2 separate regions of the Homo sapiens genome follow, and region 1 is linked to region 2. The links are chromatin contacts, found by Hi-C in ENCODE. All regions are on one chromosome and are shown on one strand. Each heading gives the region's core, a stretch centred on a gene start or an enhancer-like site at or near the end of the contact. The rest is flanking DNA. Distances are from core to core; before and after follow the strand shown. Region 1 overlaps SMIM41 (small integral membrane protein 41). Region 2 holds the start of LINC02874 (long intergenic non-protein coding RNA 2874).

Evidence for each region. A loop is a pair of places that touch in the nucleus more often than their neighbours do.
Region 1: a loop to region 2 is called in a map of endothelial cell of hepatic sinusoid, with 7 times the contacts of the local background. The contact joins the enhancer-like site here to the promoter of LINC02874 in region 2. A Hi-C loop is called at or near these places in 1 of 168 maps with a recorded cell type or tissue (endothelial cell of hepatic sinusoid).

Annotation. Positions count from the first base shown.
Region 1 is chr12:52,087,694-52,093,241 of GRCh38, forward strand. The region is part of intron 2 of SMIM41 (small integral membrane protein 41); the gene reads left to right. It overlaps SMIM41-AS1 (SMIM41 antisense RNA 1), which reads right to left. Exons shown (of 4, transcript XR_007063312.1): 4 at 1,519-5,548. It also overlaps the pseudogene OR7E47P. Among named protein-coding and RNA genes, the nearest start is that of SMIM41, 11 kb to the left of the region's middle. Within about 2 kb of position 1,399, at least 3 of the 41 ENCODE cell types and tissues checked have a DNase peak (open chromatin) inside an H3K27ac peak, as active enhancers do.
Region 2 is chr12:52,211,006-52,216,545 of GRCh38, forward strand. It overlaps LINC02874 (long intergenic non-protein coding RNA 2874), which reads right to left and starts at 2,578. Exons shown (of 3, transcript NR_164133.1): 1 at 2,511-2,578; 2 at 1,537-1,597. LINC00592 (long intergenic non-protein coding RNA 592) reads left to right here. Exons shown (of 5, transcript NR_027358.2): 1 at 1-15; 2 at 1,039-1,151; 3 at 1,594-2,022. RefSeq lists an enhancer at 2,442-3,003.

The DNA of each region.
Region 1 (5,548 bases), core at 149-2,648, 120 kb before region 2:
ATCCTCTCCATCCTTAGGAAAATGAGATAGTGATCATGCCCACTTGGCAACACTCAAATGAGATGAAGGGCACCTTAGTGTCTGGGCGCTGGGGCTCTGGAGCGCCTGCTGGGTTGAATCCAGACTCCCTCAGCTCCTAGGCCTGCCCTTGGGGCATCTCCAGTCTCTCCTTGAGAGTCTTGTACCAGGGTTTCCTCTTTCCTGTCCCAACACCAAGTTCCTCTGGGCTCTCTCCTAGATCTTCCCCTGGGCTCCCTGCCCTTCCCTGGATGAAAATCGCCACCTCTCGGCCCGTGGCTCTGAAATCAGCAGCTCCAGCCTAACTTGGCCCCTGAATGCCATGTTAATCTGCCCACCCATTCTACAGAGATTTATTGAGCAGCTACTGTCCCAGGCACTGGAGAATGTGTTGTACATGAGACAGAGGGGTCGCTGTCCCACAGAGCCTGCGCACTTGCTGGTGGGAAGGGCCCTTCAGTGTACCTGTAAGCAAATGCATGAGGTGCCTGCAGAGAGTGATTGTGCTGCAATGGAAAGACAGCAGAGTGACGGGATGGAAACCTGTGGGAGACTTTCGTGAAGGTGGCCAGGGAAAGCCTCTCCAAGGAGGTGACACTTGAGCTGAGACCTGGCCTGTGAGGTGACTTCAGCCAGGGAAGATCTGGGGCACAGTATTCCTGCCAGAGGGGCGGGAAGCTCCTGGGGTGGGAATGAGCCTGGCATGTCTGAAGGGACACCAAGAGGCTAGTGCGGATGGGGAAGGACTGTGGAAGGTGCCAGAGCACACCCACAGCCAGGTTCTTCCCTCGGGAGCCGTCTCCCTGGCAGGTTCTGCATCTTAGAGGATGGTTTCTCCACCCCAGCAGCTGTCCCCGATTCCCCTCCACAGCCAGTGCGTCACCAAATATGGTCCCTTCTGCCTGACGGAAAGCTTTGTTTCATGTCCCCGGCCGCCACCTCGCCTTGCACCTGGTCCCTGTGTCCCTTGGGGCTTCTCAGCCCACCCATCCTCCACACTGTTGTCAGAGTCGTCTTCAGCAGAGGCGCGTTCTGTCTGGCCACACTGTCTGGTCCCTGTTTCACACTCCCTCAATGTGGTGTCCACTGCTCATAGGATGGCATCTTCCTGTGGCCCCCCAAACTGCTGCCCTCTTGATTCCCTGCTCCTGTGTCTCTCACTACTGTCCCTCACGTGCTCCACCATCTCCAGTCTTCTGGGCCTTTGAGGATGCTGTGCCCACCCCTCTGCCAGGCACCGAGTCTTCAGTGGCCGTGGAGGAGTGCTAGGCTCCAACCATTCACCCCTCACTCATCCAGCCGCCGCTGCTTGTAAAGCTTGTACTGTGTGCCAGGCACTGCTCCAGGCACCAAGGGAACAAAACCGGTGGAATTCCCTGCCCCTGTGCTGCCTGCTTTCTTGTGATGTGAGACAGATGATAAAGTACACAATTTAAAAATAGAGCCTGTCAGATGGTGTATTAGCTCCTGGGGCTGCCATAACAAATACCACAAGCTGGGTGGCTTGAAACAGCAGACATTTATTCTCTGATAGTTCTGGAGGCCAGAAGTAGGAAACCCAGGTGCTGGCAGGGCCATGCTCCCTCTGAAACCTGTAGGGGGGTCGGGTGGGGCGGCTCACACCCATAATCCCAGCACTTTGGAAGGTTGAGGTAGGAGGATCACTTGAGTGCAGGAATTGAAGACCAGCCTGGGCAACACAGTGAGACCCCCTTCCCCATCTCTACAAAAACATTAAAAAATTAGCCGGGCATGGTGGTGCATGCCAGCTACTCTGGAGGCTGAGACAAGAGACTTACTTGAGCCTGGAAGGTTGAGGCTGCAGTGAGCCATGATTGTGCCATGCACTCCAACCCGGGCAACAGAGCAAGACCCCCGCCTTCAAAAAAACAAAACAAAACAAAACAAAACAAAACAAAACAAAAACCTGCAGGAGAATCCGTCCTTGCCTCCGCCTCGCTTCCGGTGGTGACCGGTGGTGGTGGCCGGCAATATCTGGTGTCCCTTGGCTTGCAGCTGCACAGCCCAGCTCTGTCCCATCACATGGTGTTCTTCCCGCGTCTCTGTCTCCAAATTTCTTATGAAGACACCAGTCCTTTTGGATTTGGGGGCCCACCCCAGTTCAGTATGACCTCGTCTTAATTTAACTAATTACATCTGCAATGATCCTACTTCCAAATAAGGTCACATCCTGAAGTACTCAGGGTTAGAACTTTAGCACGTCTTTTTTGGGGGGGACACAGTTCAACCTATGGAGCAAAGCAAAGCAGGGAGGGTGCATGGAGAGAGCAGGGGAAAGGCTGGAATTTTAAATGGAATCATCAGGAAGTGTTGCCAAGAAGGTGTTGTTTGTTTGTTTGTTTGTTTGTTTATTTTTGAGACAGAGAATTGCTCTGTTGCCAAGGCTGAAGTGTGATGGTGTGATCTTGGCTCACTACAACCTCCACCTCCCGGGTTCAAGCGATTCTCCTGCCTCAGCCTCCTGAGTAGCTGGGATTACAGGCACGCAACCACCACACCTGGCTAATTTTTTATATTTTTGGTAGAGACGGAGTTTCACCATGTTGGGCAGGCTGAGTCAGGCTGGTCTCGAACTCCTGAACTCAAGTGACCCATCTGCCTCAGCCTCCCAAAGTGTTGGGATTACAGGTGTGAGCCACTGTGCCCGGCCAAGAAAGTGTTATTAGAGCAAAGACCTGAATGAGAATGGGCAATAGAGAGAGTGGGGAGGGGGCGGGGGGGAAGCACTCCAGGCCACGGAACAAGTGCTGAGACCCAGAGGAAGGAGCGCACCTGCTGTGGTCGGGGAACCATGGGGAGGCCCAGGGAGCTGCGGCTGCGGTGAGTGAGCAGGGAGTACCGATGAGAACACAGAGAGGCTGCAGGTGAAGTGGGTCTTCTATGGAGAGCCAGAAAATGGACTTGTCTTGCACATTTTCTCAGGAAGCCACTGAAGAGTGTGCTCTGCTCGAACCAGAGCATCAACCTGAAATGATGGAGGCCTCTTCATGCTCTGGCAGAGAGGAAAGACTGGGCAGCCAGTCTCATGAGTTCTCAGTTGTTGGAAATCCATAGGTGGTTGGAAATGCTTGTTGGCTGGAAATCCATAGATGGCCAGCGAGTGGGGCAGCTTCTTCTTGAATACAGATCCCACGCCTGGCTGCCATCCTCACCATCCTCTCAATACACACTGAACCTCACTGGATGCCCAAGAAGTACTTTAGTGAAGGATCAAGTAAGGGTTCCAAACCCACAAAGGTGATAAAGCTTAGCCAACTCTCTCCTTTCTTGTTTTTGTTTTTGTTATTTTTTTCTTATGAAAACAGGGTATCACTCTTTCACCAGGCTGGAGTGCAGTGGCACAATCATGGCTCATTCTAGTCTCAAACTCCTGGGCTCAAGTGATCCTCCTATCTCAGCCTCCCCAGTAGCTGGGACTACAGGGGTGTGCCACCACATCTGGCTATCTCCTTTCCACCATATAGAGTTCCCTGGCGTTTTTGCTCCATGGTCCCCTCTGCGTTCCCATCACGGGTTTCAGGTTTCAGGTGGCCATTCAGGGAGCTGTCCTCAGCCTGAGCCTCTGCTCTTTCTGCAGGGGGAGCTCCTGGGGGCTTCAACTCAAGCTCCATCTTTGGAATCTCTCTCTTCTTGAGCAACCTAAACCCATTCACCCCTATGAGAGCTACTTTTTGTTGAAATTGAGTCTATGTGAACTCTCCTCTTTTCATGACTTTGAACCCATTCCTTGCAAATAAATCTGGCTCAAGGTGGATGTGTCTGCTTCTTGGACCGGTTTGCATGATAAGAGCCACTATATTCGCTGGGAACTTCCCTGCCCGAGCCATCTGCTCAAATGCCAGCTCTGTTAGGATGGGGATTTCTGCTGTTTTGCACTGCACATGGAGGACCATGGAGAAATATGTTATTGAACGTTATTGAACAAGTGGAACTGCCCCTTAAATTTTTCCTTTGATCATAGAGTGGGGAGGAGGGCGGAACTGTAGATGTATGATAGCTCCTTAACTTTCTCAAACAAAAATGTATGAACTCCCAGAAATGTCCCAGAATCTAACGGAGGCACATTGGAGTTGGTCATATGATATGCTGCTGGCGTGAACAGAAGATTTAGGGAAGTGTTAACAACAAAGTTTAAGGAGGGCAGTTGGTAGACTTACAGATATTGTCAGGCTCATCTTTTGGATTTAGCAATAATGAAGTTTTGTGAGGAAATCAAATAATTCCAAAATGTTTTCAAGGCTGTCAATTCTTTAAATACCACCTTCATGGATTTGCGTTTTCTCCCAGCGTGCAGGCGGAGTGGAGAGTGACACGGCCACGTAATTGGTTGAAAATTTGAACGGCATGCTCTTGTACCTGGGAGGGCGTTCCAAAGGCTATGAAAACATTGGGAACAGACTCAACCACTTCAAAGGCACAGGTGGCTGGTGAATGGAACCCTTTGCTGCCTGCTGGTTCCCAATTTTGAATGTATCTTTTTGTTTAAAATGTCTTTGTTACAAACCAAACGTTACAAGAATTGTAGGGGAAATGAATTAAAAGTAGAAACAATATTTCATCCTTTGTCATTTGAGAGAAATGATGAATATTTCAAAACCATTTGTCAGAAAGCAGGGAGTTATGTCCCACTTCTCCTCCCCCAGAGACCAAGGCGGTGTTTCTTTCAGTGGGTTCCAAGGTCCTCTAGCGCCAAGGGACTTTTATGGGTGTTACTTGAAAAAAGGGTGGTTAATAACTTGAGGATTCTGTGTTAAGCAAAGATAAACAGGCTTCTTTATTGTAGTTCTTTAAAGAGGCATTCCTATGCCAATATTAGGATGAATCTAAAAGGGAGAGGATTTCAAAGCAGATTTGGCCAAATAATTCTTTCACCTCCTTCTTTTTTTAGAGGAGCATCTCATGGGACCACCATTCCAACATTCATGCTTTGGGAAACATTCTAAAACCTTCCCTTTGGAAGAGTAGAACAATTTTAGAAAAAAACAAAACCAAACCAAACCATGCCACTTCAGATGCATTTCCTTTGCTTTGTCAGGACAACAGCATAAAATTAATTTTATTCCCAAGGATTGTAATGCCATGTTACTAAATTTAAATTTACTTTTTTTTAGTAAAGTAGTTTTTTAAAAAACTCTTTTAAAGAGTGATTTAGAAAAAACACATTTTGGGCTGGGCATGGCGGCTCATGCCTGTAATCCCAGCACTTTGGTAGGTCGAGGCGGGCAGATCACGAGGTCAGGATATCGAGACCATCCTGGCTAACACGGTGAAACCCCGTCTCTACTACAATACAAAAAAAATAAAGAAAAAATTAGATTGGTGTGGTGCGGTGGTGCACAGCTGTAGTCCCAGCTACTCGAGAGGTTGAGGCAGGAGAATCGCTTGAACCCGGGAGGCAGTGGGTGTAGTGAGCTGAGATCTCACCACTGCACTCCAGCCTAGCGACAGAGCGAGACCCTGTCTCAACAACAACAACAACAAACAAAAAACCCCACACATTTTGGAACTA
Region 2 (5,540 bases), core at 1,328-3,827:
AAGGAGCTTGGGGAGGTTGGTGTTGACAAGATGTTAAGCCATTTCTCCCAGGGACAGTCCCTGGGGCCTCAGGCACTGTGGTGGGCCTACCACTGCTCCGGAACCCCATGGTGGGGGCAGGCCCGTCCCCCAGAGAGGGAGCATGGAGGTGGGAGCTGAGGGGAACTTGACTGACAGCTTCCCCACCCCCGGCTGAGTGTCTCCTTGGCCCATGCGGATGGAGGGGGGAGCCAGACCACACTATCAATGAAATAATTAGAGCCTAATGTTAGACAGTGTTTCTTTAACACCTACTAGGGGTTCACGGGTGTGCTGGGTGCAGAGGACAATCATTTGGCAAGGTTGGCTGGGCCCCTGCCTGCAGAGAGGTTACAGTTTAGAGGAGGATTCAGACAAGCACACAGAGGATACGCACCAGGAAGGGAGGAAGCCTGGGGGCTACGGGAGCCCTGAGGGGTGCACTTGGCCTCTCTAGAATGGCCGTGTGAAGTTTTGTAAGGGTGAGACATAGCTGGCCCTGTAGGCTGAGCCAGGGACATGCAAGCAGTTGTGTGTTTGGAAAGCAGACCAGGGTGTTAAGAGGGTCGTGTGGAGGTGATGGTAGGGGGTGACAGTGGCTGGAGATGAAGCCAGAAAAGTATGCGGGGCTCTTGAATGCTGACATGAGGAGTGAGCTTTCTGTTCCAAGGGAAGCTGGGAGCTGTTGAAGAGTTTTAAGCAGGAAGGGATGTGGTCAGATGCAGGGGCTGCAGTGCTATGGGAATGGGGAGGATTGCGAGGGGTCTGCCTTTGGGTTTCATGGAGCAAGGGAGTGATGGCAGGGGCATGCTCCTGCAGAGGGAGGAGGGGATGGGGTGTGTGGGTCTAGAGCAGGCAGTCTGAGGTGGGCCTGCCCAGGTGAGAGGGTGTGGGGACTCCATCAGGTCGGAGTTTGGAGCCCAGGGCAGGGCTGAGGGAGGGGGAAGGGTGAGGTGGAGGGCTGGACTGCAAGACCAGGCAGGGGAACCGCGGCTTCAGCTCTGCCAGCACTTCCCTTAGGCCTCCCAGGCTGGTCTGCTCCACTGGCCCTCAGAAAGACTTGTCGCCTCGCCGAGCCTCAGTGTTCTCATCTGAAGAATAGAGTGGGCAAGGCCTTTCTCCTACACACTCAGGTGTCTGATTAGTGAACAGTCACGGTGTCTCCAACTGGGCCCTGAGTTATGGGAGAGGCAAGCCCATGACCCACCAGGCCCCACCAAGAGCCGTGCCACAGCCTGAGGTGGGCTCTCGGTGTTGACCAGCTCTTGGAGTACTTCAGGAGGAGGTGGAGGGACTGGGGAGTTCTAGGAGTGTGTCCATGATAAAGAGCCGCAAACAAGATCCCAGGTCCAAGGCTGCCTCACCTCCCCTGTGACATGGGGTGCTCTCTCAGACCCTTCCAGCTCATTGGGCTTTTGAGCCACCCCTGCGTAGTGGGACCAGGGCCCCCAGGGCTGGGAGGACAGGGAATATGGGGTTGTAGCTTAGGCGTAATGGGGTGAGGACCCCAGGACTCACCCAGCTCTGAAGGTTGCCAGATCTTTGCATCTTACTGTTCATCTTCTGCCTCTGCAGAGCCCTGAATGGGAAGAAATGGGTTCCATGTGCAGCAAGCCAGGAGAGATTTAGGCAACGAGAACCTCCAGTTCTGTCTTAGGGTTCCCAGCTTTCTCCTTGTCCTGAGGGAGCCGCTGAGCCTGTGGGAGATGAGGGGTGCCCATTCCCCAGTGCTTCTCACCCTCCCCCACCTGCCCTCCTGGGGTACCTTTGTCTGCCACTTGCATCCTATTGGAAGCTGTCCCCAAGTGCGTGTTAGGCAGGTGGCAGGTGCTGGAGCAGAGTGCACCACCCTCCGGCGATCACTGTGAGTTGGGGTAAGAGTGGGGTGTTCCTGCCAGCCCCAGGAGAGGGGAAAGCAAGCCCCCGTCCACCCTTGTGGGTCTCTGCTCCTGGAAAAGGTGCTCTAGCAGGCTCATCTGTGTGAGTCACTGTCTTCCATGTGGGGTAAGTTGAGCCCTGCCTTTTGGATCTCAAAATCCAGGGATGCCGACATCCTGGGTCTGGAGAAGGGAGGAGGCACAGGGCAGCAGAGCCCTGGCCTGTCTTTCCTGACGGGGTATGGAGCTGGCAGGACAGGGAGGCTAGGTGGCTGGTGGTGCAGGGCGTGCCCATCCCTCTACCTCCTTCCTCACAGCCCTGCACTGCTCTGTCCCGGTCTGGCCCCTCTTCTCTCCTCACTTTTTCTTCTCTGCTTCTCTTCTCTCTCACTCCCCTCCTATCCTCAACCTTTTCGTCTCCCTCCCCGCAGTCCTTCCCTCTGCCTCCTTTATTTCTTCCTTAACCCCCTGCCCTTCCATTTCCCATCTCCTCCTCCACCCTCCAGTTCTATTCCATCCACTTGCCCCACCACAGACCCGCCTCCCTGAGTTCAAGCTGCCCATTCTTCCTTCTTGCAGCCCCTGCCCATCTGAGCAGCAGAGTTCATCCCATACCCTGCAGGGAGTCCAGCGCCACCATGATGTCCCTCTCTTCCCTCCTTGAGGCTGGCTGGGTCCAGCCTGAGCTGTGCCACCTGCTGGCTCAGGCCAGTGGGATTGTGCCTCAGGCAGGCTCCTGCCCTTCCAAGCCAAGGGCTTGGCTGCAGACCCGACAGCGGCTCCCAGAGGTGAGGCTGGGGATTGCAGCATCCTGCCAGCTGCAGTTCCCTCCCTGCTGTACTCTCGTTCCTGATGTCCTGAAGGTCCCGCTTACAAGTCTACTGGTGGGCATGAACGTGCGAATGCTGTGTGGACACCTGGGCATAGTCTGTTGTTCATGCATGCACGTGCGCATCTGGTGTGTGTGCATGATTTGAGTGTGTACCTTCTGCCTTGAGTGAGCACCACCCCTGGGAACCGCAGTGTATGTGTGAGTGCTGAGTGCACATGACTGTGCAGGTGTGTGATGGAATTCAGGCTCCTGCAGACTTTGCATATTTGTGAGTGTGTACATTTGGGAGCATGTGCGATAGCACAAAGTCATGTGTTTCCCTGAGTGCTTGGAGAAGCTTAAGTGCCCTGCCAAGTGTGTGCTTCTCTGTGCCTGGGGACACCAGTGGGCACCGGAATAGCATGAAGCCACGTGGACATGTGTGAGGTGGGAGGGGGCTGTGGGCACTTACACAAGGCTGCTTGTAGCATGCACCTGTGTGCCCAAGAGGGACTATCTGCCTGTGTGAGTTATGTGCACATGTGTGTATTCACTGCACGTGTGAGGGATATGAGACCATATCCCTGTGGCACCATAAAGGCACATGTGAGCAGTGAGCAGGGCCTGAGGAAAGCTGTCTGTGTCTGCATGAGGAGATGCATCCTCACAGGCCCAGGGTGTGGCTGTGCTGAAAGGGGACATATTTAGTGATTTATGAACTTTTAAGGAAAAGCCTCAGCCCCCATTCAGGCCCCAGACACAGTGACCCCCTGCCCCCACTGCCACATCACTCAGGCCTGACATCAGCCAGGCACCTGAAACCACAGGAATGAGAGGTGATCTCCTTGCTCCTGCCACCTCACCTGCTCACCCACTGCAGGGCTGATGCCAGGGGACAGCAAGGATGCCTCCCGAAGCACCTACTGGGTGCAGGAGTGTGCTGCCAAGACCATGCTGCAGTCCAGGCCAGAGACCCCTCTGCAGCCATGGAGGCCACGCTAGCCCCACCCGCTGGCTGAGAGAGGGTTGCAGGGAGTAGGGATACCTGTCTCTGCCTTGGTGGACTTGGGGTGCAAGTGCCCCCTTTCCCAGGCAAGCCTGACTCCTTCAGGAGAGCTGGTGGGCTTCCCAAAGTCTGCCCTCTGGGACTGACTGGCCATGAAGCAGAGGAGAGGAAGCCGTTGATAAATGTGGGATGGAGGAATGAATGAAGAAACGGTGAGGCTGGGTGAGGTGGCTCACACCTGTAATCCTAGAGCTTTGGGAAGTTGAGGCAGGAAGATTGCTTGAGTCCAGGAGTTGGAGACCAGCCTTGGCAACATAGTGAGACCCTCTCTCTGTATTTTTTTTTTGAGACAGAGTCTCAGTCTGTCGCCCAGGCTGGAGTGCAGTGGCACGATCTCGGCTCACTGCAATCTCTGCCTCCCAGATTCAAGCGATTCTCATGCCTCAGCCTCCCAAGTAGCTGGGATTATAGGATTGTGCCACCACACCCAGCTGATTTTTTGTATTTTTTAGTAGGAATGGGGTTTCACCATGTTGGCCAGGCTGGTCTCCAACTCCTGACCTCAAGTGATCCGCCTGCCTTGGCCTCCCAAAGTGTTGGGATTACAGGTGTGAGCCACTGCGCCTGGCCCAATCTCTCTCTCTCTTTTTTTTAAATTTTAGAAAAGAAACAGTGGTTCCCAGGGGTGGTGGTGGCTGGCCCCAGGGAGTGCACTGAGGGTGAGTGGATGGCTGTGCTCGGTGCTAAGAGATTGGCCTTTGAATTCACTTCTGCCTGATCCTCATTTTTCTCCTTTCTACGAAAGATCAGAAATCCCCTTCAAGTTAATTATACCAATGAAATTCAGAGGTGTGCCTGGTGCCTGGCACATGGTAGGTGCTCAGGAAATGACAGGTGTCTCCTTCCTGAGAGCTGACAGCTGTCCTGAGCCCCTTCCAGAGCAACCCCTGGACCAGCCATGAGTCAGCTATGGCTGGGCAGCAGGGATCCTCGAGTTCCTGTTCTGGAAGCATGAGTCAGGCCCAGGTGGGAGAGGAGGGAGGTCATACTGGGGTCAGATGCCGGACCCAGGCAGGATCAGACAGGCGCCTGGCTGCCACCTTATCATGATGCTTGTTGCTAGTAACTGGATCTCAGAAGATAAGGCCCTGGGGCTGAATGAAGCATTCCAGCTCTGTGGGCCGAAATGTTGTTGACATGGGCTGTACGATGCGTAGATGCTTTTCAGATAGCACAGCCTGAAAAGGGCCAGCAAGCTCCCGAAGGCATTGCCTTCACAGCTGCTTTTGCCACTACTGCTGGGGGCAGAACCTCCAGCCCTAGAGCTTGCCCAGCCTGGGGACCCCATCACCTCCATGAGAGCTCCTGGATCTAGCTTGCCAGCCCAGAGCCCATCTCTGATTTCTTGAGAGCCTCTATTCTTTATCTAGATCATAGCAGTCACCAGTGAGGACCCAGATGTGCTTTCCACCAGGCTTTGGAGAACATCTGAGGAGTGGAAATTCCTATTTTAACCCTCTTTCCCACACCTCTGACTCTTGAGCAGGGGTCCATTGTCCGCTGTTGCTGCAAACTGTGACCGTTCAGTACAATGGACAGTGCTCATGACTGGGGTGGGGTGGGGACAAGCTTCTCTGCGCTGTGCAAAAGTCAGTGTTTCAGCCACACTAGGCATGTGCCCAGTGCCCAGCTCCTTATCTCTAGGAGCCATTGTCTCACTTGTTTCTTATGGCAGATAAAGATGGCTTATCCATCTCTTAGGAACAAAGCACGCCACTTTAGACAGTCACAAACATGAACGACCTTATTTAGGAATCAGGTGCCTCAG